Linked DNA regions of Homo sapiens: regions 2, 3 and 4 are each linked to region 1. The links are chromatin loops, found by intact Hi-C in ENCODE. Cell type or tissue: endothelial cell of umbilical vein. All regions are shown on one strand. Links, peaks and the distances in the headings refer to the core of each region. The heading gives the core; the rest is flanking DNA. Region 1 has its middle 16 kb from the start of C7orf33. Region 2 has its middle 25 kb from the start of GHET1. Region 3 has its middle 45 kb from the start of GHET1. Region 4 overlaps CUL1 (cullin 1).

Evidence for each region. Hi-C counts contacts between places; a loop is a spot of excess contacts. Peaks named below come from ENCODE experiments on the same cell type or tissue, not always from the same donor. Only the 100,000 strongest peaks of a DNase experiment are listed, where the experiment ranks them.
Region 2: it touches region 1 in a loop (25-fold over the local background); 95 of 110 quality-filtered maps call a loop at or near these places.
Region 3: it touches region 1 in a loop (4-fold over the local background); 7 of 110 quality-filtered maps call a loop at or near these places.
Region 4: a loop joins it to region 1, with 2.7 times the contacts of the local background. A loop is called at or near these places in 21 of 110 quality-filtered maps.

Annotation. Positions count from the first base shown.
Region 1 is chr7:148,572,411-148,577,893 of GRCh38, forward strand. No RefSeq gene overlaps it. Among named protein-coding and RNA genes, the nearest start is that of C7orf33, 16 kb to the right of the region's middle. RefSeq lists enhancers at 1-400, 3,227-3,521. In endothelial cell of umbilical vein, for the core only: a CTCF peak has its summit at 3,383 (motif pointing right); a DNase peak (open chromatin) is centred at 3,371.
Region 2 is chr7:148,959,741-148,965,223 of GRCh38, forward strand. It overlaps RNY4. Among named protein-coding and RNA genes, the nearest start is that of GHET1, 25 kb to the right of the region's middle. RefSeq lists enhancers at 4,255-4,756, 4,757-5,256. In endothelial cell of umbilical vein, for the core only: a CTCF peak has its summit at 3,141 (motif pointing left); a DNase peak (open chromatin) is centred at 3,251; H3K4me3 peaks cover 1,001 bases; H3K27ac peaks cover 1,430 bases.
Region 3 is chr7:148,939,872-148,945,354 of GRCh38, forward strand. It overlaps RNY5. Among named protein-coding and RNA genes, the nearest start is that of GHET1, 45 kb to the right of the region's middle. In endothelial cell of umbilical vein, for the core only: a CTCF peak has its summit at 2,175 (motif pointing left); DNase peaks (open chromatin) are centred at 1,520 and 2,130; H3K4me3 peaks cover 1,455 bases; H3K27ac peaks cover 1,105 bases.
Region 4 is chr7:148,769,930-148,775,412 of GRCh38, forward strand. The region is part of intron 9 of CUL1 (cullin 1); the gene reads left to right. Among named protein-coding and RNA genes, the nearest start is that of CUL1, 74 kb to the left of the region's middle. RefSeq lists enhancers at 2,223-3,422, 3,743-3,792. In endothelial cell of umbilical vein, for the core only: no CTCF peak of the experiment used is centred there; a DNase peak (open chromatin) is centred at 2,882; H3K27ac peaks cover 1,165 bases.

The DNA.
Region 1 (5,483 bases), core at 311-5,310:
AGCGAGAGAAAGAATGAACTTCCTTAAAGTAGGACCTATATTTATTCAATTAGGACATATTCCGTTAATATATGCTCATAGAAATATTTTTGAACTGAAAGAGAAAAATCTGTTTCTGAAATATTTCTAATCTAACAATATTTATAATTACATTGTGATTACATAAATTAGAATTTAGGATTGCCTATACTTGCTTACCTGGTCTATTTTTCCAATATTTCTGAATAACTACATAACAAAATTTAACAGATACGACATGCGTGGTTCTCTGTGGAAAAAAAAACTATAAATTTGCTTCAAAATTCATGTACTGAGGAACAAACTTGAATGTTTACTTTTTTTAGGTTTTTAAAATACAGACTAACATAACTGCCAAATAATTTAGACAGAGTTATATTTATACTTCCACATTTCTCCCCTATAATTCATTCTCCTTTGCTTCCCCAGAGAAAGGGGGACGTGTAAGAATATTTATATTCAGCCCTCACTTTGTTGTAAAATCAAAGACCTAAGTAAATAGAGAGGAATTCTGCTTTAAGCTGTGAGAGATCTGTTATCATAATCAGAAGGTAAAAGTAATTTACCAAAGATAAGCATTCAAGCCCTAAATTTTTATCAAGAACAGAAATGTTTCTTAAAGCATGAAGTGTTTTACTAAGTTTTATACAGTTAGGAAAATGCCAATAAAATTTTCACTACCTGTTTTCGTAATAAAATGAATACTGCTGTATTTCATTTTCTGAATTCTGCCTTCATTTTCTTCAGTAAAACTGAAAATTGCACTTAGGAACAGACACACCTGAAAATATATTCAACTGTATTTATCTCACCTTTCAAGGTGAAATTCCAGATTTTAAAATTGTAGTTATCTCAGATGATTACCAGAATGCGATGTAATGATATCTTGCATTTATGATTATTGATGCACCTTTTTATAGATTCATTTTAATGTTGAACTACTTATTTTATATGCATTGATGAGCATAACTGTAATTAGTTGCCTAGTTTGGTAAATGAGTACCTGGGATAATTTATGAGTGCTTCTAATTTTTTTTTCTTTATGTCTTCTAAAAAAAAATGGGATACATGTGCAGAAGGTGCAGGTTTGTTACATAGGCATACGTGTGCCATGGTGGTTTGCTGCACCTATTGACCTGTCCTCTAAGTTCCTTCCCATCACCCCCCACCCCCAACAGGCCCTAGTGTAAGTTGTTCCCCTCTCTGTGCCCATATGTTCTCAATGTTCAACTCCCACTTATGAGTGAGAACATGAGGTGTTTGGTTTTCTGTTCCTGTGTTAGTTTGCTGAGGTTGATGGCTTCCAGCTTCATCCATGTACCTGCAAAGGACATGATCTCATTCCTTTTCATGGCTGCATAGTATTCCATGGTGTATATGTGCCATATGGTTCCATGTCTTTGCTATTGTAAATAGTGCTGCAAGAAACATATGTGTGCATGTGTCTTTATAGTAGAATGATTTATATTCCTTTGGGTATATACCCAGTAATGGGATTGCTGGGTCAAATGGTATTTCTGGTTCTACATCCTTGAGGAACCACCATACTGTCTTCCACAATGGTTGAACTAATTTACATTCCCACCAACAGTGTAAAAGAGTTCCTATTTCTCCACATCCTCTCCAGCATCTGTTGTTTCCTGACTTTTTAATAATCGCCATTCTGACTGGCATGAGATGGTATCTCATTGTGGTTTTGATTTGCATTTCTCTGATGATCAGTGATGTTGAGCTTTTTTTCATATGTTTGTTGACTGCAGAAATGTCTTCTTTTGAGAAGTGTCTGTTCATATTCTTTGCCCACTTTTTGATGGGGTTGTTCGTTTTTTCTTGTAAATATGTTTAAGCTCCTAGTAAATTCTGGATATTAGACCTTTGTCAGATGGGTAGATTGCAAACATTTTCTCCCATTCTGTAGGTTGCCTATTCACTCTAATGATAGTTTCTTTGGCTGTGCAGAAGCTCTTTAGTTTAATTAGATCCCATTTGTCAATTTTGGTTTGAGTGCTTCTAATTTTTAGTTCAGGCTTGACATTTTGATATTGACTTGAGTACTTTATATACCTTGCTGGATATTTTTGATAATTCACACTTACAATGAAGAATATAACTACAGAAACTTATAAGCATAAAGTTAAGCCTGGAATTTATTCATTCAATATTTATTTTTTTGAAATATAATGAGCTTCTGCTGTTTAAAAAGGACTCTCCAACCTGAAAAGCAATTTCTAAAGATATTTATTTTCTTCAAGTCAACTGTATTAGCTATGAATTAGAAACCTAATTTATTTTAAAACTTGAAGCTCTATTTTTAAATCTGGCTATTTTATTTATAAACCTAACTAATTTTTTATGAAAAAGAACAGCCACTTCTTTTTGTCCCTTTATTAATATTTCGATGAACTCTTACCTGACCAAATCATCTTTAAATGTTTAACATGACTTAGAAAATTAAATTCCCTTAGACACTTAAACTCTGATTACAAAATTAACACATCTGGTTCTCTCACTTCAAACACCTAAGAAAATGTCTTAGCTTAAGTTATCTACCCCCGTTGTGTAGCAGTAAGCCTGCCTTCTCATGACAACCTGTCACCTGTCAGCATACTGGCTCCCTCATTGCCTGCTGTCCACTGCCAGGAGGAGACCAAATGACCTGGCCAGTTGGCATCGACAGCTTTAGGTATGGTGGAAACCATATTGTATTCCCTATTGAAAGTGTCCAGACAAGAATTCATGTAAAAGTGGGCTGGGCGCGGTGGCTCACACCTATAATCCCAGCACTTCGGGAGGCCAAGGCAGGCAGATCACTTGAAGTCAGGAGTTTGAGACGAGCCTGGCCAATATGGTGAAACCCCATCTCTATTAAAAATACAAAAATTAGCCAGGCCTGGTGTAATCCCAGCTACTCGGGATACTGAGGCAGGAGAATCACTTGAAGCTGGAAGGTGGAGATTGGAGAATCACTTGAACCTGGAAGGCAGAGATTGCAGTGAGCTGAGATCACACCACTGCACTCCAGCCTGGGCAACACAGCCGGACTCCATCTCAAAATAATAATAATAATGGTAATAATTCATGTAAAAGTAATTTATTAGGAAAAAATGGTAAAGGAATGGAGAATTAGGGATAGGAAGGCGAGGAGGCCAAGTAAGGGTAACAATGTCAAAGTCGCATATAGAGTACCTTCAACTCAATCCCAGAGAGAGCTCTGGAGACAACATAGGTCACACTTGAGAACTGTCCTAATTAGCAGCAAAAGAGCAGAGAATTTATACCCCAGTAGCCATCAACTATTGGCCAAGGGCGGCCCCAAGGGAATATACGTTCTCAGGCATTTCCAGCTCTGGCCGCTGGAGGGCAGCCCTCCAACAAAGAGATGTGGCTCCTGACTGTTGGGAGAGAAAACCCTCAGGAACTAGTGTGCCCAAAAATGGTTCAAGGTCACAGGGGACATGGGTAGAGTACTGCCCACCCATTGTACCAGCCAGATCCATTTGTGCCTGTCAAGGTAATCCTCTGCGACAGGGGCTAGTCACAATTTCTAGAAGAAAAAGCTTTGAAGAGAAAGATGAGTGGAACAAGTTTCTACTGGTTGGTCCTCAGACTGTAACTGATTTTCACCTTTCTCCTCTACTCTCCATTCTAAATTTCCCTCATTCTAGGCCAGTATTTGTCTGATGGGTCATCTCTGAGGAGCCTGCACCCCTAGTTGTCACCCCCTGGTCACACTGTAGTTGCTGTAATTGTCTATTCACTGTTATAAGTGCAGAACAGTCTAAGAGGTGGCATGTGGGTTGTATTTTTGTTTTGTTTTCTGAGATGCAGTTTCACTCTTGTCACCCAGACTGGAGTGCAATGGCGCGATCTTGGCTCACTGCAACCTCCACCTCCCGAGTTCAAGAGATTCTTCTGCCTCAGCCTCCTGAGCAGCTGGGACTACAGGCACCCACCACCATACACGGCTAATTTTTGTATTTTTAGTAAAGACAGAGTTTCACCATGTTGGGCAGGCTAGTTTCAAACTCCTGACCTCAGGTGATCCACCCACCTCAGCCTCCCAAAGTTCTGGGATTACAGGCGTGAGCCATGGCGCCCAGCCGAGGTGCCCTAGTGGGTTCTAAACATGCACCTCTCTGCCCCCATCATGTAGCAGTAAGCCTGTCTCTTCATGACAACCTGTCACCTATCAGCGCACTGACTTCCTCATTGCCTGCTGTCCACTGCCAGGAGGAGACCAAATGACCCCACCAGTTGGCACCTACAGCTTTAGGTACTATGGAAACTGTATTGTATTCCCTATTGAAAGTGTCCTCCCTGCAAACCCTCAACAACCCAGCAGACATAAAGTTACAAGTATAGGAAGCCTGCATTTCCCAAGTGGGTCCCTGAAGGTGATAGTGAGAAGGGCCACTCCTACTTCTAGGCGTTGGTTCCCAGATGTCCATGTGCTACCCCTCAGGGGCAGAGCACATGTGATGATGGTTGGTTCCAAGGTATGTACTGTTCCCTAAAGGACAGTAAGCCAACCCCAGAGGTGTCCTCTCAAGCTGGGGGCTCAGATGTGCTTTTACCAGCCTGGGCAATACAGCAAGACCTTGTCTCTATTTTATTTATCTATTTTTTTTTTTTTTGAGATGGAGTTTTGCTCTTGTCACCCAGTCTGGAGTGCAGTGGCATGACCTCAGCTCACTGCAACCTCCACCTCCCAGGTTCAAGCAATTCTCCTGCCTCAGCCTCCCGAGTAGCTGGGGTAACAGGTGCCCGTCACCATGCCTGGCTTATTTTTGTATTTTTAGTAGAGATGGGGTTTCACCATGTTGGCCAGCCTGGTCTCGAACTCCTGACCTCAGGCAATCCACCTGCCTCAGCCTCCCAAAGTGCTGGGATTACAGGAGTGAGCCACCGTACCTGGCCTCTACTTTAAAAAAAAAATAAAAATTCACCAGGTGCAGTGGCATGTGTCTGTAGTACGAGCTTCTCAGGAGGCTGAGGCGAGAAGATCACCTGAACCCAGGAGTTTGCAATTGCAGTGAGCTATGGCCTCACTGCACTCAGGCCTGGACGACAGAGGGAGACCCTGTCTCCAAAAAAAAAAAAAAAAGATACGCTTTTGTTAGCACAATTCTCTAACCAACTGAGCTAACCAGCCCCTCTAAGATATGCTTTTAAAAGGACACTCCAATATTCTTCCAGGTCAGGAGCTGGACCTGGCTCAAGGATGGTTTAGCTAAAAATGGACGGCTACTGTGCTAGAACCCAACTTGAAAGTGACCTTGAGAAGGGGCGGTGAGGGGAAAGCCTTCCAGTGTGCAGAACTTTCGCTCGGTATGGAGGGAAATGTGCCCCAAGGACAGGATACGAATATACATGGACTTGGCTGGGGGGTGAGGAGCATGGGAGGACGAAGACTGGCTGATGGGGGAAAAGCAGTCTGAGAAAGACTTGTGACATGAGAGGGGCGT
Region 2 (5,483 bases), core at 123-5,122, 390 kb after region 1:
GTGTCCACAGACAGGTTCCCCTAAAATAATCATTTCCCTCCCCTTCCTTGCCAACAGGGGCTCTAGTTATAATCGGTATGGATGGGAGAGACAGCAGCATGGACAGAGGCCTCTGGGCCAAAGAGAGTAACTCACTGGGGAACTACAGACAGTTCTGGGGTCCGGCTGGAGGGCAGAGGGTCATGACAGAGGCCTGGGTGGAGGCAGGCTGCACAGCTGAGCCTGTGGAAGACAGGAGCCGGAGAAACAAGGAACTTTAACATCCTTTGAAGGCAGCAGGAAGCCATGAAATGTTTTCCAGCATGTTTTGAAGAAAAGTACAAGTTAACTTATGGAAAGTATTTACCTATGACCCCTATGGCCAAATGGCCCAAATTCCTTAAAAAAATGATGATTTTTCCAGGTAGACCAAAGCAAGACTGTGGGGTCTTTGCATTCACTTCCTTTCTGTCTGCCCTCAGGTTCTCAGCAGCACCCAGCTCCAGCCCCAAGGCCTCTCCTGGATGCGCCTCTAGGACCTTGAGCTCAGTGTCTGTTCAACCCCTCACTGAACTCAGTTCTCCACCTCGGCCATTTGAGATGCTTAGTGAAATCCAAGGATGACTTTAATAGTTATTCACACAATATTTCCTTTAAATAAACTTGTTTTAATTAGTTACTTCTTTTTCATTTCTTTTTTTCTTCACCCCTGAGTAGAGATTTATTTCTTCTTATCCATATTGAAGTTTAATTTGTATACAATAAAATGTACCCGTTTTAATTATTCAGTTCAATGACTTTTGGCAAATGTATATGCACATGAAACCACAATCAACTTTTTTGGCCAGGCACGGTGGCTCATGCCTGTAATCCCAGCACTTTGGGAGGCTGAGGTGGGCAGATCACCTGAGGTCAGGAGTTTGAGACCAGCCTGGACAATATGGTGAAACCCTGTCTCTACTAAAAATTACAAAAATTAGCTGGGCGTGGTGGTGCCCACCTGTAATCCCAGCTACTTGGGAGCCTGAGGCATGAGAATTGCTTGAACCTGGGAGGCGGAGGTTGCAGTGAGCCAAGATCATGCCACTGTACTCCAGCCTGGGAGACAGAGCAAGAGCAAGACTCCGTCTCAAAAAAAAAAAAAAAAAAAAAAGCAGCTTAACAAATGGGAGGTGTTAAAGACATATTATCGTCAAACTAAGATTGTTCTTCCTTGAAGAACTTTACTAACTTTACATCCAGTGCTAGCTAAAATTCCTCATACCCCACCAGTGATCCAGCCGTCCATATCTCACACTTTCTATACTCTCTCTAATGGCTCGGAATCTGTTGAGCTGTGTGTCATAGGAAACCCAGTAACAGTGGCTTAAACTCATGCAGATTTAGTGTCCTCTTGTTGCAGAAAGTATGGAGGTGGGCCGTGTCCAGAACTGGAGCAGTGCCCCACCTGTCATCAATGCACCAAGACTTTTTTTTCTTTCTCTTAGGCCTTCCTAAGTGAGGGCTTTTGTTCTCGTGGTCTCAGGATGGCTCTCCAGCCCCACACCCCCAAACCTCATTCCAGGGCAGAGGAAGGAATGCAAGTGTGTCTTCTTTCTCTTCTCTGCTCCTTTTTTATTATTTCAGTCTAATTTTAATGGTTCCAAAAGGAATTGAGGCAATTGCTGGTGGGCAGCCTACCATGTTAAACAGAAGTTGATTATTTATGTTTTAACAAGAGATGTGGCTGGGCGCAGTGGCTCACGCCTGTAATCCCAGCACTTTGGGAGGCCGAGGTGGGCAGATCATGAGGTCAGGAGATTGAGACCATCCTGGCTAACACGGTGAAAACCCGTCTCTACTAAAAACAAAAAATTAGCCAGGCGTGGTGGCAGATGCCTGTAGTCCCAGCTACTCCAGAGGCTGAGGCAGGAGAATGGCGTGAACCCGGGAGGCAGAGCAGCTGGCCAGCCCTCCAGGAAATCTCAGCTAGTCTACTTTGGAAAGTTGTCCTAATCACTGCTGGAGCAATCACCAAGTTGAGGGTAGGGACTGTGTCTTTTCTGTATTCTTCACTCTCTCTCCGGAAGCCTCAGCCCTTCACATCTCTAAGCCCAGGTCCCAGAACAATTATAATTCTCATTCCAATTACTTTAAAAAAATTCCTGGGATTAGCTGAGCTCAATACATATGAAGGTGGGGAATGTTATGCCTTAGAAAGTAACATTTCCAGCCAGGCGCGGTGGCTCATGCCTGTAATCCCAGCACTTTGAGAGGCCGAGGAGAGTGGATCATTTGAGGTCAGGAGTTCGAGATCAGCCTGGAAAACACAGTGAAACCCCGTCTCTACTAAAAATACAAAAATTAGACGGGCATGGTGACATGTGCCTGTAGTCCCAGCTATTTGAGAGACTGAGGCAGGAGAATGGCTTGAACCTAGGAGGAGGTTGCAGTGAGCCGAGATCAGGCCACTGCACTCCAGCCTGGGCAACAGGGCAAGACTCCATCTCAAAAAAAAAAAAAAGAAAGAAAAGAAAGAAAGAAAGTGACATTTCCTAAGCATTCAAGTTAATCATAATCTTGAACATACATTTTCTTCTGTCAGTTGAAACCTTCCAATTATTATTAAAACTAATGGCAAAAACCACAATTACTTTTGCACCAACCTAATACTTTAACATTTGGTATGTTAAAATATGAATGACTTAAAACAGGAAAATTGAGATTTGATAGGCAAAGATAATAATAGTTAAGGTTTATTGATCACTTTCTAATCCTTTTCATTCCTTTTTTTTCTGGTTAATGTGGGATTTCTTACTAAACTCAGTGAGAGTGCTTATATCTAATCATTGAGAGGGATTTGGCTTTCATTGATAAAACCATTGGTAAAAGGCTGTTTTCAGGATTATGGCAACTTCTCAATGCCAGCAGCAACCTGTCTGAAAGGTGAGAGATCTGAGCATATTAAACCTGGCGTACCCATGTGATTTATAGGAACTATTAAGGATTATCAGGAAAAGTCCCAGGAAACAACCAGTGTGAACACAGCGTGTTCGTGGGTGATGTGAATACAGCGTGTTTGTGGGTGATGTGAAAACAGTGTGTTCGTGGGTGAGGAGTTCTCTGGTCCAGGCTCCGTGGGAAAGTGGATGGAAAGTGCATGCTCTGGGCACTGCTGCCATCTGCTGCTGCCTTGATTCAGGAAGGCATTTTGCAGATCACAGGCAGGGAGACGACAAAAAAAAAAACACCAAAGCTCATTTTGTTGACATTAAATGTTCAACGTTTCTATTGCTGGGCATTTGACACAAATATGTTCATTTACTTTTCTTTGATTCATGAATGTCTTCAGGTATTTGCAAAGGACAAGAGGCTTCCATTTGGTAATTTACGTCTATTTCCCATCATGCAACTACATTTATTTTGAATATCAGTTTGCATTAAGCTATTTAAAATTAAAGGAAGATAATCAGATAATGTATGGCTTTTTGCAGTATTATTTTGTAGGGGTCATATAATATCAGACTTTTTGGAGAATTCTTAAAATAACTCATCCTAACTTATTTAGAGTAGCCACTTCAGAGATTTATAAAATGAAAGTGAAAGCAGTTTTTCTGGCTGGTCCGATGGTAGTGGGTTATCAGAACTTATTAACATTAGTGTCACTAAAGTTGGTATACAACCCCCCACTGCTAAATTTGACTGGCTTTTTACCATTTGATTTTGTATTTCAATCAAACAAGCTAACTTTACAAAATATTCATGTTGGGGGGAAAGCATTCTTACATAAATGTCCCCCTCCTTTTCTTTTTAGGGTCTTACTGTGTTGTCCAGGTTGGAGTACAGTAGCACAATCATAGCTCACTGTAGCTCTAAACTCCTGGGCTCAAGCAATCCTCCTACCTTAGCCTCTTGAGTAGCTGGGACTACAGACACATGCCACCATATCCAGTTATTTTTTTTCCTTTTTTGTAGAGGCAGGGTCTCACTATATTGCCCAGGCTGGTCTCCAACTCCTTTGGCTCAAGTTATCCTGCTGCCTTGGCCTCCCAAAGTGCTGGCATTACAGGCGTTAGCCGCTGTGCCCAGCCTGAATGTACTTTTTTTTTTTTTTGAGCCAGAATCTCAGTCTGTTGCCCAGGCTGGAGTGCAGTGGTGCGATCTCGGTTCACTGCAACCTCCACTTCCCAGGTTTAAGCAATTTTCCTGCTTCAGCCTCCCAAGTAGCTGGGACTATAGGTGCGTTTCCTGTCAGCCCAGAGCCTCAGTCGGGGCCGTTGTCCTCAAACAAGGAGGCCCCTGTCCGCCAGCTTTGCGTTTGCACAGAACGGTTAACTTGACAGCGCTGTGTCCCCCAGCCCTCATATTTATTCACAATCCTTGCTGCACTTTATCTCCAGAATAAAAACCAGTCCGATCCAAAACAGACAGTGTTTGTGTCTGTTTCAATTTTCTGCTCAACCGATTCTGTTCGGTGGAGTCTCTCCAAGAAACTTCTCAATTAAGCTTTCATCAACATTGTTTCAGCATCAGAGTTATTTTTTTCCTTTCCTTGTTTGCTTCCGTCTCTACGGAATGGAATGATCAACTTCCTGATGCACCAAAGGGTTAACAACAAAGGCCTCCTGGAAAAGGAAGAAAAGCGGCCACAGAAAGCTGATTCCTGGGCAGCCGCCCTGGGCCTGAGAGGCAGCATCGCCTTGTGCTGCTGGTGAGAGGGTCTCAAGAATGGCTGAGGGTGCGACCCCTGAGCCTTGATGCCTTGGCCACATTTCTCAGTCCTCCCAGTCCTGGCCCCAGGGATCAGGACCACCCCAGCAGCTGTTGTAGCCCAATCATGATCACCACTATTTCTTGTAAAAAAAGATCCCTGAGGCAGTCAGCAGCTCCAAGAACATTTGATTGTCCAAGAAAATGCCGACCCCAAAAGGGGAGGGATTCTGTGTAAGGAAAGGAATGGGGTGGCTTTATCACCATCCTACACCAAATAAGAACGCCTAGGAGGAGGCAGGGATGCCGGCTCGCTGTTTTAGGAGGAAACAGGGAGGGGGACAAGTGTGCCTTTAAAACGATAGTTAGGGTCAGATGCGGTGGCTCACGTCTGTAATCCCAGCACTTCGGGAGGTCAAAGCAGGTGGATAACTTGAGGTCAGGAGTTCGAGACCAGCCTGCCAATGGTGAAACCCTGTCTCTACTAAAAATAGAAAACATTTTTCAGGCATGGTGGTGGGTGCCTGTAATCCCAGCTGCTCTGGAGGCTGAGGCAGGAGACTCGCTTGAACCTGGAAGGCGGAGGTTGCGATGAGCCCACATTGTGCCATTGCACTCCAGCCTAGGTGACAGAATGAGACTCCATCTCAAAAAAAAAAAAAAAGATAGTTGGCCCTCCGCATCTGCAGGTTCCACATTCATGGATTCAACCAACCGCTGACTGAAAATATTAGGGGGAAAAAATAGATAGTTTTGTCTGTTCTGAACATAGACTTTTTCAGGGTCATTATTCATTAAAGAATACAGCATAATAA
Region 3 (5,483 bases), core at 274-5,273, 370 kb after region 1:
AATCCCAAAAGTATAAGTGTCACTAAAGCAATTATCCACCTTTAAAAGACAGCATTTGACAACATTCCTAATATCTTTCTTAATCTACTGCTTTTCCTAGATTAAATGTATTTTTTAAATCACTGTCAGCTCTCTTAATCTTTAGAAATTTTTAAGCTTTTAGTACCATCGTTTTCTCTAGGACAATTTTTAAACATTTTAATATCTTAAATTTGAGGTTTTCTTCATTTTCCTGAAATTATCAAATCAACCCCGAAATCCCCAATATCCAAACTTTTTCTCACTAATCACTATAGGTTATGAGGAAATCACCTTGGGCCTTTTTCTGAACAATTTCCTAGGTTTGTCTTTACAGGAAGAAAGAAGAGTAAGTTCTAGGAAAACCCTAAGAAATATTTTGAATAAAATGCTTTATTTTGCCTAAGTGCAGAAAATCTATACAAGTTTCCCCAAAAGGAAGTTTTTAATAAACCAAAAAAGGCAAAAATATCCTTAGAAATAATTCAGATGAGGCTGATATTCCAAAGGGCTTAATTATGGAATCTATTTCATATTTTAGTTTCAGAGCGTAATTCATATGACATATAAAACACAAGGTTCGGCCTACGTCCTCAGACGAAATCTTCTCCCTGAAGGAATATAAATTCATATTTTTGCTAGCATTTTTAAGGTGCAAAATACTTAAGTGTGGGTAATCTCCTCTGTCCTTAGCCCTTTCGTTATAAACATTTAAAACTTCTAAAGGTCACCAATGGCTTGCACTTTCCCAATCAATTACTGAAAAGAAATGTGCCAGGCTCACGGTGGATTGAGAAAATATGAGTAATTCATGGGCGATTTAAACTGCCGAAGAACTCCCAGAATAGGATTTTTAGCACACACGGGTGTTACTGGGTGGTATCTACAAGTATTGGGGGAAAAGAGGGTAGACTTATGGGGGTCACGTGTTGGACTCCTGTTGACTCACTCTCAATCTCTGATCAGTAGAGACCTGGGTGTAGACGATCGGGATTTCTGGGCAAAGGGGCTCCTGATGATGAAACAAAGCCGACAGGTGGTACCTGCAAATCCCCGGAGAGGGACAGGCCGGCCGGCGCCCTCTCCCTCCCCAGAGCCCAGCATCTGAGCCCTCGGCGTCCGCAAAGTCCAGACGCTGCCACTCAGCCCTGAAACTGACACGAAACGGACAAGACAAGCTGCCGCGCTTCAGCCACAGGCACGCGAGTGACGGGATTTCCTGGATCATTGACCCGCGGCCCAGCCCTGGTCCGGCAGGTCGCGGGCTCTCAGCTCCGGCGAAGCTGTCCACCCAGACTAAAGCGCAATTGCCCGGAGCCCGCGTGGCTGCGAACCACGCGCCGGGTTTACTTTCATATTTAGCTAGGCGCTACCCACAATGCATTTGTAAAAGTGAAATGCAGAAAAACCTTGGTTGATTAACATAATTCTTACAAACTCTCTTAAGAGAGAGCATTTGGTTTTGTTTTCATTGTGTTTAATCAAAAAGTTTTACACATTTTATTTTTACGATCATGGCATAGGCTCTGAAAAGTCTCCTTACCTAGAAAAGACCCTAAGTAGGCACTATAAATAACAAGAGACTCACAGGATAACACAGTTGGTCCGAGTGTTGTGGGTTATTGTTAAGTTGATTTAACATTGTCTCCCCCCACAACCGCGCTTGACTAGCTTGCTGTTTTGCACTAATAACAGTAGTAGACAACGTTTACATAAATCAATAAAAACGCATATAAAAGTAACCTTTAGTTGACGGTTTGAACGAAAGAGTAGCTTTTAGTTGATTTGAAAAACTTTCAAGGAAGCCTATTGGTTATAAGCTTCTTTTAGTAAGATTAACTTCCCAGCAGCGTTGAAGTATTAACCTTCAAAATGCCTGAGAAGAAAATTTACACGAAAGGAATAATTTTGTTTTAATTACCTTTGAATGTATTAAATATTGTATTCGGTTTTTAATAAACCTTATAATCAAGGTTACTTTTCTATATATGTGAAAATATATATATATATATACACGCATACATACACATATACACACACATACATATATGTATGTATACTTTCCCCCCCACCACCCCGAGACAGAGTCTTGCTTTGTCGCCAGGCTGGAGTGCAATGGCGCGGTTTCGGCTCACTGAAACCTCCACCTCCTGGTGGCTCACGCCTGTAATCCCAGTACTTTGGGAGGGCGAGGTGGGAGTGGGAGGGGATCGCTTGAGTTCAGGAGTTTGAGACCAGCTTGGGCAGCATGGCGAAACCCCTGTCTCAAAAATGAAAAATAAAAAAGTTATAAACAGTTTGTTGCTATAAATTCAATAATTGTGTAGGTGTGAGTGAGCAGATAATGTACATTTTTTGCATAAGTTTGTTCGTTTGTTTCACATATAAAATATATAGGTTTTACAATCTGAAAGCTATAAGAAAAAAAAATTTAAGAATATATAGGTTCACAGATTCGGATCAATATCCAATTTATAACCAGCTAAGAATGGAGGTGTTCATCGGTTTCACCTCCCTGGCAAGGCTTCCTCGCTGGCATTCATCCAGCCTTTCCGTCTGCAGTTGTCAGCCAGCAGTTGCTTAGAGTTGACACTCAGATTCAATCAAAAAAGTCCAACACACTGGCTTTCTTCATTAGCAAATAAACTTGGCTGCACTATTGAAAAATATGCACCCTCTATTGTAAATTTGCTCCAAAAAAATGCCCTTGAAAAAATTGGCAAAAGGGCCCTATCATTACTAAATCTCGACAGAAGAAAAGGGCATCATTTGTTAATAAGGGCCTGAGGAGCATTCACAAGCTGCTGAGAGCTTGCTGAAAACGGGCACTTTGTGTCTGTCAGCCTTCTTAAACTATTAATACCTGAGTCCTGAATGTAAAAGCCTTGACATACAAAGCCCCCAAATTCTAGAATGGCTGGTAGTCTACAAAGTTAGAATACCAGAATCTCTTTTTTTTTTTTTTTTTTTTGAGACGGAGTCTCGCTCTGTCGCCCAGGCCGGACTGCGGACTGCAGTGGCGCAATCTCGGCTCACTGCAAGCTCCGCTTCCCGGGTTCACGCCATTCTCCTGCCTCAGCCTCCCGAGTAGCTGGGACTACAGGCGCCCACCACCGCACCCGGCTAATTTTTTGTATTTTTAGTAGAGACGGGGTTTCACCTTGTTAGCCAGGATGGTCTCGATCTCCTGACCTCATGATCCACCCGCCTCGGCCTCCCAAAGTGCTGGGATTACAGGCGTGAGCCACCGCGCCCGGCCCAGAATCTTGTTCAATGTGCTAAATGTGATAGGCACTTCAATATCCACTTCAGGTGACAAATAATTAGAAATGAGGTCCACCGTGAAGGAAATGGACCAGAACTTAGCTTTTGTATATATAATTTCAACCTATGACTCAAACCCAAGAGTGACAATGAGTAAGATCAGGTTTTAGAGTGAAATAATTTTTTATGAAAAAATATATATCACTGAGTGCGGTGGCTCATACCTGTAATCCCAGCACTTTGGGATGCTGAGGTGGGCGGATCACTTGAGGTCAGAAGTTTGAGACCAGCCTGGCCAACGTGGTAAAACCCTGGTATCTACTAAAAATACAAAAATTCGGCCGGGTGCGGTGGCTCAAGCCTGTAATCCCAGCACTTTGGAAGGCCAAGGTGGGCGGATCATGAGGTCAGGAGTTCTAGACCAGCCCGGCCAACATAGCGAAACCCCGTCTCTACTAAAAATACAAAAATTACCCGGGAGTGGTGACAGTCACCTGCAATCCCAGCTACTTGGGAGGCTGAGGCAGGAGAATTGCTTGAACCTGGGAGGCGCAGGTTGCAGTGAGCCAAGATTGTGCCACTGCACTCCAACCTGGGCGACAGAATAAGACTCCATCTCAAAAATATATAATATATCATATATTATGTATATATTATGTATATAATATATCATATATTATGTATATATTATGTATATAATATAACATATATTATGTATATATTATGTATATAATATAACATATATTATGTATATATTATGTATATAATATAACATATATTATGTATATATTATGTATATAATATAACATATATTATGTATATATTATGTATATAATATAACATATATTATGTATATATTATGTATATAATATAACATATATTATGTATATATTATGTATATAATATAACATATATTATGTATATATTATGTATATAATATAACATATATTATGTATATATTATGTATATAATATAACATATATTATGTATATATTATGTAAATATAACATATATTATGTATATATTATGTATATAATATAACATATATTATGTATATATTATGTATATAACATATATTATGTATATATTATGTATATAATATAACATATATTATGTATATATTATGTATATAATATAACATATATTATGTATATATTATGTATATAACATATATTATGTATATATTATGTATATAATATAACATATATTATGTATATATTATGTATATAATATAACATATATTATGTATATATTATGTATATAATATAACATATATTATGTATATATTATGTATATAATATAACATATATTATGTATATATTATGTATATAATATAACATATATTATGTATATATTATGTATATAATATAACATATATTATGTATATATTATGTATATAATATAACATATATTATGTATATATTATGTATATAATATAACATATATTATGTATATATTATGTATATAATATAACATATATTATGTATATATTATGTATATAATATAACATATATTATGTATATATTATGTATATAATATAACATATATTATGTATATAACATAACATATACTATGTATATAACATATGTATATAACATATATTATGTATATAGTATAATATAGATATTATGTATAATGTATATAATAGATATTATGTATAATGTATATGATAGATATGTATAATGTATATGATAGATATTATGTATAATGTATATGATAGATATTATGTATAATGTATACGATAGATATTATGTATAATGTATATGATAGATATGTATAATGTATGATAGATTATATAATGTATATGATAGATTATATATAATGTATATGATAGATATTATATATAATGTATATGATAGATATTATATATAATGTATATGATAGATATTATATAGTGTATATGATATGATATATTACATATAGTGTATATGATATGATATATATTATATATTGTGTATATGATATGATATATATTATATAGTATATATGATATGGTATATTATATATTGTGTATATGATATGATATATATTATATATTGTGTATATAATATAAGGAAAAAAGTAGCATCCTTACAGAACATGAAAAACGTAAAAACAACCATAGAGAGAGAGAGAGAGAGAAAGATATCTTGTTGAAATGAATGCTATCATCCCTTGCATTTCAGGGAACTCTGCAAGGATCCTGCCTCCTGGCACTAATT
Region 4 (5,483 bases), core at 268-5,267, 200 kb after region 1:
ACGTTAATTCTAATGTTCATCTTTTCCAAACCAAAGTAAGGTGCTAAATTGGAGAAATAATCAACTATGATTCTCATGTTCCATTGTTTCTTTCTTGGATACAATCAGCTGCCTGATATTTTAGGCACTGAATAAATGCTGCCGATTGACTTTGTCAATGAGTCTTGAATCTGACATTTACCTAACTCGATCAGTTAAAGCAAAAGTATACCTTCTATGTAAATCATTTCTCTATTTGAGGAAGCTTCATCCGTCAGCAATGACAGCACAAATAAACTGCCTTTAACAGCAGTTACATTTTACGAGAAATCAAGCTTTTAAACAATGCTTGTGTTACTTAAATCTAAGCCACTGATTAACCTGAATTTAAGAACCAAAACAAGATTTTCTCCCGTGAAGAAGAGTTATAGCTCAGTAAACCCACGTTGCATCTGCCTTCACTCACAAAAGTCAAATATTAGTTTTTTTTAGTAAGTTACTGATTCTAGTTATTATTTACATAAGCACTGTTTCTACATTGAACTCATGAAACTCTGAGTTTTTTAATTGTTGTGCTTATGAAGTAAAATGTTCGGGAAAGCAAATACTTTTCCAATTTTCTGCAAAAGGAGTGTTTCCTAAAATGCAGTTTTATTCTTATTTGTAAACTTGCCGTTTGGCTCCTTCTGTTGGAATGCTGTCTGTCTGGTGCATGGGTTCCTCGTGCCCTTCCCTGCTCTGGGCTCACACTTGCCACCTCCATTCGCCATCTCTGGGAAAGCCCACAGAATTGAAGCTCAGGGGGAGCGTGGGTGCCCGGGCCATAGCCTGGCACACAGTAGGTGCTTGATTACTTATTGTAAGAAAGAAACACAGCTGCTAAAAAACAAATACTTTTAAATAGGTTTTAGTTTTTATCATTTATGTGGTAAATGTAAAAGACACATTGTAACCCAACCATAATTATTTTCAAAAACCCACTGATTATGAAAAATCAGGAGAAAAAAAGGTTAGTAAAAGTTAGAATCATTGTACATGATTTTAAGTGGGATTTAATTACCTTGAGAACACAATTTTTAAAGTTTAAAAATTTTTGCCTAATTAAGTTGAATCATAGTGTACGAGAATCATTTATAATTAGCATATTAAATGCCATAGAAGGCACTACCTAAGTGATTTTTTTTAAGTGCAAAAATGTGTAATATCAGTCCCGTGTCTTTCTCTGGACTAGAACACTATATATGTTACACTGAAGCTGTTCTTGATGAAATAAACTCCTTTGAGAGGCCAAAAAAAAGTTTTTTATCTGGCTAATCCTTTTATACCACTAATTTGGTTAGAAAACCAGCTTTACTGCTAATACCTGGCCTAGACTGAAATTCGTAGAGGTTTCCAGTTTATCATGTAAGTCAAATATTTTTTGTGTTCGAAGTTTTAGAACCTACTTATGAATTTTTCTTAAGGCATATCTTTTCCCTAGTTAAAACCAATTTAAACATTAAAGGCTATTTCTGGAAAACTGGCTGAAGGGGAATTTCCCTCATGGCATCTCCCTCTCGCCACCTAAAAGCTGGCAGCCCTCAGTGACGTGAAACTGAAGAGAGAGCCCTCCGAACCTCGGAGTGGGGAGGGGACTGTCCGTCAGGATTCCACTCTGTTTGGAAGCGTTCTCTCCAGCCTTCAGAGAGCCTCGTGATCAAGGGCATTTGTGCTCAACTGATATGTGAGGCGATCAATTAGCCTATTGCACTGGGGCACCAGGAGGACTTTGGGAACCTTGCACACAAATATTCAAGGATGAGATTTCAAACTGGTTTCGAGCTGAGCAAGGGATAGGAGAAATGGCTTGTTTAATAGGCAAGTAACCCCATGCATGATTGCTGGCCCAGGAACAGGTTGGGAATGTATCAAAAAATAGTCTATATTAAAATATAGAAGGTGATGGCCTCCATTCACTTAGTGAGGCTTGAAGGGGAGCATCTTCAAAGCAGAGACCATTCCTTCACGTGGTCATTTTAAAAAGAATTGAATGCCCACTGTGTGTGCCTGGCCCTGTGCTAGGCTCTTAATTTTTCTTATTTGACCAAAGCAACTGCAAACAGTCTCCTGCTTAGAATGGCTCACCTTAATGATTTTTTTGACTTTAAAATGGCATGAAAACAATAGGCATTTATGATACTTTCAATAAACTCATCGTACATTGAAAATACTGTCACACATTCAGGTCCGGGCGCAGTGGCTCACACCTGTAATCCCAGAACTTTGGGAGGCCAAGGCAGGCAGATCACCTGAGACCAAGAGTTCAAGACCAGCCTGGCCAACATGGCGAAACCCCGTCTCTACTAAAAATACAAAAATTAGCCGGGCGTGTTAGCAGGCACCTGTAATCCCAGCTACTCCAGAGGCTGAGGCAGGAGAATCACTTGAACCTGGAAGTCGGAGGTTGCAGTGAGCCAAGATTGCACTGCTGCACTCCAGCCTGGGTGACAGAGAGAGACTCCGTCTCAAAAAAAAAACAAAAAAAAAAACCCACACATTCAGTTTATGATGGGCTTATTGAAACATTATCCCAAATTGAGGAGTATTTTTAGCTGCATGATGTGGTCAGTGTTTCAAATCAAAGGGCAAACAAATTTTGCAGATCAAACTGAAATCGTTGTTTCATTTCTTTAGCAAGCATTTAGGGCATTCCTGTAGTAGACGTGATGTCAAGAACTCTGAATTAGAATGCCTTGCCTTTGTCCTTGTCACATCTCCGTGACCTCATCTGCCTAGTTTAGTGCCTACATTGCAGGTTCATTTGAAACTCACCTCTTCTCCATTCCTTAGCACAGAGGTGGCAGCTGTGTAGCATGAGTCACCCTGCCCTCATGCCTTGTTCATCATAAGCATTAGTAATCTAATAGGGTATAATTTCCTGCAGGGTCTGGACGTAGCCTCAGAATCCTCCTCAAAGCAGTAAGCAGCCTGCCTGTCTCGGTAGCAAGCTGTCTCCTCCTCTGTCTTCTGGGATGAGTCAGTGGAGCATGGGAATTCCTCCTCCCTTGGCTCTTACTGTTTTCTATGCATTTTCTCTCCAGTCCCAAGGCTACCATCTTAATCTGGGCTTCGTTTATCACTGCACCTCCCAAATGGCCCCACATCTCTCCCATTCCCATTCATCCCTCATGATAATTAGCAGTTTCGTCTTTCAGAAATACCACTTAATACATTTATAATTTTACTCTGTGTTCTTTTCATCCTTTGTTTTAAACAAAGCAGAATAAAGCCCTTCCTTGTGATAATATAAATCATAATATTACACTAAATCAAAATCCTCTAATTAGCCCACATTTTCATGAACCCTGTCTTCCAGTGAAACTATTATAATATCATTCCCCTACCCCAAAACTCTGGCTAATGTCTCTACTTATAACACAGTCATCCTTACCTTCTGCTTGTCTTAGTCCTGCTTTTAAGGCCAGCTCAAATCCTCCCTTCTAGAAAGAGCTGACCTTAACTCTTCTATCCTAAGCCCTATTTGTAAAACTCTCATTACAAGTGTACATGTGGTTATAACTTCCTGTGCTTCCTGTCACTGCACCATGGGTGGTACAGCCCTTGAGAGCGAAGCTCACGCCTCATTATAGTTTTATGCTCTGTGGTTTCGGGCCTAGCCTCTTACCCAGCGAGGATCTGTGGATGATAATGGTGAAGGCCGTCTGCTGCAGGGCTGCCGTCTCGGCTGCACGACTCTTGACCCCGCTGCGTGTGTCTTCTCAGCTGGAACTCACCATTGTGTAAATTTGCCTCACTCTGCTTTCCTAGTTCTTCTGTCTTCTCTTCTTAGAGACAGTCCTTCTTTTTTCTACCTGTGAAATACCTATTTATCTCTCAAAACCCAGCTCAAAAGTTTTCTCAGTCACCTTGGAATGGTAGCATCTCCCCCTTGAAATAATGGCACATTGGACTGTTTATGTGACACTGCTTTATGCTTTAGATGTCCGTGTGAACGTCCCTCTATTGTAGCAGAGATGGCTCTATCCAGTTTTGTGTCCTCAGAGCTTATTATGACACCTTATCAGTATACTTACATCTTAGTTACACTTCCCATTGCTCCGAAAAGGACTTGGGGCTGCTCACACAATACGTGAAATAAAATAAGATAAATTAAATAAATCGGAGAATAGCAAAATAAGGATATGAGACACAAAATAGAGCTTAATATAATTCTCAAAGTGTGTGCAATGCAGTCCGTTACTCTTGTTAGAGGTAGGTCATGATTTGCCTCGAAATCGTTGTAGTCAGTACAGAGAGCTTGCCATTAAAGACAGCCAGCGCCGTGGGGTACGATCGGCTAGTAACTCAGAAGAATGATTTTTCTTGATGGTCAGAGCTGAGGATACTTTCTCCAGTGGCTCATCCTAAAAAGCATGGTAGTGCCGTGGACAGCATCATCAGCAGTACACTCACAAGGAAATAGGATGTCAAGTCCTTGGGTAGTTTGATAGTTTTCCATGACACCAGCTTATAGCACAATGCCAAAATAAAGTTCAGGAGAAGGGTCAAATAATGCAGACTTGTAAGTTCCTGTTAATTCTTGACTATACAATTGATTCCATTTTGAATGTTTAACACACAGTTGCTCAGCAGTCTGGATGTTACTGTATTCCCCCACAAAGACAGCTCTGTAAATGAACATAAATCAGGCTATAAGAGAATATCTCCTTACACTTGGTCTTCAGGGCAGAAGTAGCAACAAAAAAGCACAAGTCCTCTTTGAAACCATATCTTGATTTAGTGTCCTCAGCCTAACAGGTATTGCAGTGTGGCCCAACAGAGATGGGTCTGTGAGATACTTCAACACCCGGCAGGGCTGCTGGGTCTAACATTGGAGTGTTGGGCTGCAGACACTGACTGGGGAGAAATGTTGTGAACTTTATTTGCAGTTCTGAGAGAAATGCTGTGTTGAAACAGGAGAGGTTTTCAGAAGCTGCTCTCAGTAGCTGGCTCCAGGATTGGGGTGATGGTATAATACTTACAAAAGGCAGCACATCAGATAGAGAATTTGATAGGCAGAAATTAGGTAGCTCCGGCAAGTTATTTTTCAATGGAAGACTAAGGGGTAGATCCGAGTACATTAGCAGAAAAAGTTCTGTGATTTAGATTGGGAAGTTGAGTTAGAAATAATTATAAAAGCCCAGTCATGTGTGAACTTAGACCAGTGAACAGACGAATGTACTACCAGCTACTTCTGGTAGATTTGAGTTTGGGTTTAGTTTAGACATCCAAGATCCCCTTTCTCTTCTGTAGTGAAGTGCGTGATTAAATAACTGAGTCTTGATGCAAACATTCTCTGGATGGTAAGAAAAGAACACTGTCCAGTCATTGATAAAATTAGCTACAGAACCTTACATTTGGAGTGTAACCCAGCTTGGTTTGTTCAAAGGAGATAGGATACACATGGATAAAGTCAGCTTACACACACAGGAAGAGGGTCAGATGAGAAACTCATAGACTCTTAG